2 separate regions of the Homo sapiens genome follow, and region 2 is linked to region 1. The links are chromatin contacts, found by Hi-C or POLR2A ChIA-PET in ENCODE. All regions are on one chromosome and are shown on one strand. Each heading gives the region's core, a stretch centred on a gene start or an enhancer-like site at or near the end of the contact. The rest is flanking DNA. Distances are from core to core; before and after follow the strand shown. Region 1 overlaps KCNQ4 (potassium voltage-gated channel subfamily Q member 4). Region 2 has its middle 31 kb from the start of CTPS1.

Evidence for each region. A loop is a pair of places that touch in the nucleus more often than their neighbours do. ChIA-PET counts read pairs that join two places held with the same protein, here RNA polymerase II (POLR2A). Pooled maps may share reads with other maps.
Region 2: POLR2A ChIA-PET joins it to region 1 with 10 read pairs in activated naive CD4-positive, alpha-beta T cell. The contact joins two enhancer-like sites. A Hi-C loop is called at or near these places in 6 of 168 maps with a recorded cell type or tissue (G401, esophagus squamous epithelium, posterior cingulate gyrus and 2 more) and 8 of 50 pooled maps. POLR2A ChIA-PET finds 5 or more read pairs at or near these places in 3 of 52 experiments (A673, SK-N-SH and activated naive CD4-positive, alpha-beta T cell).

The regions. Positions count from the first base shown.
Region 1 is chr1:40,795,895-40,798,409 of GRCh38, forward strand. The region is part of intron 1 of KCNQ4 (potassium voltage-gated channel subfamily Q member 4); the gene reads left to right. Among named protein-coding and RNA genes, the nearest start is that of KCNQ4, 13 kb to the left of the region's middle. Within about 2 kb of position 1,260, at least 8 of the 41 ENCODE cell types and tissues checked have a DNase peak (open chromatin) inside an H3K27ac peak, as active enhancers do.
Region 2 is chr1:40,947,797-40,950,311 of GRCh38, forward strand. No RefSeq gene overlaps it. Among named protein-coding and RNA genes, the nearest start is that of CTPS1, 31 kb to the right of the region's middle. Within about 2 kb of position 1,260, at least 8 of the 41 ENCODE cell types and tissues checked have a DNase peak (open chromatin) inside an H3K27ac peak, as active enhancers do.

The DNA.
Region 1 (2,515 bases), core at 10-2,509:
CAGGTATTGTGCTAAATATTTTTCACACTGCTTCATTTAATCCTTCCAAGAGCCCTATGAGGTAGGTCCTATCATTATCCCCATTGGATGGAAGATGACACTGAAGCTTAAAGGTGAAACACTGCCCTTGTCACACAGCCAGGAAGTGGTGAATGCCCAAGAGGACGGGAGTTTTCTGGGCTCAGCTCAGACAACTGAGTGCCTGGAGAGGCCGAGTGTGCAACGATTCTGTGACATGAGAGGGTGGGAACGGTTTGCAGGACTGTGGTGGGGGGCCGAGGGGGTAATCAGTGCACATCAGGGGCACCGGGTTGGGGTCGGAAGGCAAGAGACACGATCCTGCTGGCTAGCTTCTAGCAGTCACCTCCCTCTCTGAGTCTCAGCCTCCCTCTCTGCTCTGGCTCTCAATAATAACAAAGATAATACTAGCAGGACCTTACTGAGTGCTTACCGTGGACCAGATGCTGCTCTGAGAGCTTGCCACGCCTTCTATCACTTTTTCCTCTCAATGACACTATGAGGTAGGTACTGTTATTATGCCTACTTTTCAGATGAGGAAGTTGAGGCACAAAGAGGTTACGTGACTTGCCTGGGTACATGTAGCAGGGCCAGGATTCTAACCACAAGAGTCTAGCTCTATAGGCTGTGATCTTACCCACCTAACTCACCCGGACTATGTCTGCCTGCTTCTAATGGGGGGTGATATTAGGAGAAGTTGAGCCTTAAAGTTCAAGGTCCTGGGCCGGGCGCTGTGGCTCACGCCTGTAATCCCAGCACTTTGGGAGGCAGAGGCAGGCAGACCACCTGAGGTCAGGAGTTCGAGACTAGCCTGGCCAACATGGTGAAACCCCGTCTCTACTGAAAATACAAAAAATTATCTGGGTGTGATGGTGCGCACCTATAGTCCCAGCTACTTGGGAGGTTGAGGCATCAGAATCGCTTAAACCCGGGAGGTAGAGGTTGCAGTGAGCCGAGATCGTGCCACTGCACTCCAGCCTGGATGACAGAGTGAGACTCCATCAAATAAATAAATAAATAAATAAATAAATAAATAAATACAGTTCAAGGTCCTGCTCCCACCCCGATTCTACCCTGGGGACTCATTCCTTCCCTCTCTCGCCCTTTCATTTGAGAAACCTTCACTTCTAAATGAAGTTCAGCTGCTTATGCCAGTCTCCCCGGGCCAGGCCCTGTGCCAGACTCTGGGGACAGAGCAATGAATCAGACCTTCCTCTGCTCCCTGGGGGAGATGGGCTGGGAAGCTGGCAGTTACCAGGCAGGGTGATAAGTGCCACTGTCCAGGCAGCACGGAGTCCAGTGGGAGCCCAGCACAGAGGGCCAAGCCCTGCCCCAATCTGGGCATGGCTGGGAAGGCTTCCCAGAGGAAGAGGCTTAAGTTGAGACTGAAAGATGAGTAGAAGTAGGAGTTAGCTAGGTGAAAAGGAGCAAGGAACAGTGTTTCAGGCAGAGAGAATAGCACAGGCAGAGACCCAGAAGTGAGGCTGAACAGGGCATTTGCAAAGAACAGCAAGAAGTCAGAAGAGCGGGATCCTAGAGGAGGCAAGAGGTATCTGGAGAAGAGGCTGGGATGCAACAGGGCCAGGCTCGGCAGTGAGGACACCGGGCTGGGGAGCTGCAGCTTCCTGAGAGGGTGATGGGAAGGAAGTGATGTCAGGAGTAACATGGCAGATTCGTGTTTTAGAAACTCCTTTCTGGGACTGGCGAGGAGGATGCTGGAGGGGTAAGGACTCTGGCAAGGAGCCCTGGGGATGCTACCAACTTGTCCCCCTTTTTCCTTTACCTTCCCCCCAGGGTCCAGCCTCCTGAGTGCCTCCTCCAGAGCTATTGACCAACCCTGCTCAGGGCCTGGCTCAACCTGACCCGGAGCCCTAGGACTTTGCCTATAGGGAAAGTTCAGCTGCTTATGCAAACTCTGGCTTGGGGGGAGATGTGTGTGGTTGAGCTGGGAGCTGGTGGTGTGTGGGGGTGGCCTTGGAAGCAGAGAGGGTGGGTGCAGGCGCCGAGGCTGTCTGGAAAGGGAGTCTGGGGATATAAGCTTGGGGTCCATGGGGGTCCCTAGAATAGTGGCCTTATAATGGCTCCAAGAGGGTACACTGGGATTTGGCCCAGATAATGGAGGGACACCCTGGCGAAGGGGCAGAGTCCTGGCAGTTCAGCCAGCCCCAGCTCTGTCTTTTTCTTGAAGCTCAACAGAGTATGGAAATCATTGGTCTCACCCAGCCCCCTCATTCTTCTGAGGGGGAAACAGGCTCAGAACAGGGCAGGGACTAAACTCAGGTCAGCAGTAGAGCCCAGACCAGAACCCAGGCTCAGTCCAAGCATCTTAGTTGTCTCCAATGATGATAAATAACAGTGAAAACCTTTCTGCAGAGCTTCCCAGGGGCTGGCCTGGGCTTAGGCACCCTCTGGATGGTCTTGGGCAGACGTTTTTCACATCTCGAGCCTTAGCTCGAGGTCCAAAATACTACCTGTACTGGGAAGGAGGTCCTCTCTC
Region 2 (2,515 bases), core at 10-2,509, 150 kb after region 1:
CAACATGGCAAAACCCCGTCTCTATTAAAAATACAAAAATTAGCTGCGCATGGTGGCACGTGCCTGTAATCCCAGCTAGTCGGGAGGCTGAGGCATGAGAATGGCTTGAACCAGGGAGACGGAGGTTGCAGTGAGCCGAGATCACGTCATTGGAGTCCAGCCTGGGAGACAAGAGTGAAACTCCGTCTCAAAAAATAAAAAAATAAAAAAGAAAGACAATAATCTCTCTAGCTCTTTCCACATATATTTGATTATAAAAACACATACACATATGTAGCTATATGATTATAATATCTATTATGTATACCTGGAAATTAACATACTAAAGTGTTAACAGTGAGACAGATTGAAGGCAAAGATTGAAATTCATTTTATTTCTCTATCACTGAAATTTTTTTCATTGAGCACATTACTACTTTTGTAACAATGTTAAAAATCATCTTTATTAAAAATTATTTTAAGGTCAAGGCAGATGGATCACTTGAGGTCAGGAGTTTGAGACCAGTCTGGCCAACATGGTGAAACCCCATTTCTACTAAAAATACAAAAATTAGCTAGGCATGGTTGCGCACACCTGTAATCCCAGCTACTCGGGAGGCTGAAGCAGAATTGCTTGAACCCGGGAGGCAGAAGTTGCAGTGGACCGAGCTCCCACCACTGCACTCCAGCCTGGGCAGTAGAGCAAGTCTTCGTGTCAAAAAAAAAAAAAAAATTATTTTAACTGATGTTATGGTTACTAAAAGTCGGCCTGGAAGGACAGATGACTCCCAGACTGCTAACAAATAGGGTTTTCTCCCGGACAGCGTTTCCCTCCCCCGGCTATTAGAGGTTTCCCACCAAGACTCCTGGCTTCCTTTTCAGAGCCAAGAGAGCCAAAGGGGCCCTTGTGTTGCCCAGGGCTCACTGGGGCATAGTAAACATGCCCTAAATACAGTGCAGTCCCACCCTTAACAGTAAAGCTACCCTATCCAGCAGCCCTTTCGCAGAGTGCGGGAATAGCAGCCTCCCCTTCCCACCCCATACTGTGAGCTTCCCTAGGGCAGACACCAGGGCTAACTGTTGTCTGTATTCCTAGCAGCCAGCACAGATAATATTACTCGAACTAATTTATTAACACAAACACAGACTAACACAACTCGCCCACCAGGCAGATGGCGAAGCCTGGCTATAAAACTGGCACAAGGAAGAGAGAAAATTGATTAGCAATGAGTCATGAATGGCAGGAAAGCATGAAGGAGAAAAGGCAGATACACGAAGTCTGTCTACCAGCTGGTCCTTTTTTAAAAAGGGAGGAGGCAGACAGTGCCCCCTACAGGGCTAATGGAAATGGCATCTGCCCTTTTTAGGAAGAAGGGCAGAGGTAGGTAGGGTTGGAGGGGTGGGGAGGTGGGTGCGGGCTATGCTGTATTCTATCCTGCAATGCCAGTGAGTGAGACTGTAGATCATGTTGCCACTAATGACATCTGGTGGAAACGGCATTTGTGGTGGAGATAACTTAATAACATAGCATGTGCGGCACTGTGCTACAGCCCACAAGAAATGGAAAGAATGGCAAGAAGTACTTGTTTGTCCCTGTGTCCCCAGCACCAGGGGCCTGGCACAGAGCAGGGGCTCACTAGAAGCTTGAGAAGGAAGGAAGCCAGGGAGTGAGGTAAGGAGGGAGGGCAAAGGGAGGAGATAGGGAAAATGACGCAAGGACCAAGGAGCTCTTTCCTTTAATTTATTTTATTTTATTTTTTCTTTTCTTTTCTTTTCTTTTCTTTTTTTTTTTTGAGACAGGGTATTGCTCTGTCACCTAGGCTGGAGTGTACCAGTGCAATCACGGCTCATAGCAGCCTCTACCTCCTGGGTTCAAGCTATCCTCCTGCCCCAGCCTCCCAAGTAGCTAGAACTACAGGTGTGTGCTGCCACACCCAGCTAATTTTTAAAAAATATTTTGTAGAACCATGGAATACTATGCAGCCATAAAAAAGAATGAGATCAGCTGGGCATGGTGGCTCATGTCTGCACTTACTCCCAGCACTTTGGGAGGCCGAGGCAGGCGAATCATGAGATCAGGAGTTCAAGACCAGCCTACCCAATATGGTGAAACCCCGTCACTACTAAAAATACAAACAATTAGCTGGGCGTAGTGGTGGGCACCTGTAATCCCAGCTACTCGGGAGGCTGAGGCAGGAGAATCACTTGAACCTGGGAGGCAGAGGTTGCAGTGAGCTGAGATCGCGCCACTGCACTCCAGCCTGGGCGACAAAGTGAGACTGCATCTCAAAAAAAAAAAAAAAAAAAAAGAGAGATCATGTCCTTTGCAGGGACATGGATGGAGCTCAAAGCCATTATCCTCAGCAAACTAATGCAGAAACAGCAAACCAAATACTGCATGTTCTCACTTACAAGTGGGAACTGCATTATGTTAACACATGGACACATATGGGGGGGCAACAACACACACTAGGACCTGTCGGAGGGTGGGAGGTGGGAGAAGGGAGAGCATCAGGAAGAAAAGCTAATGGATGCT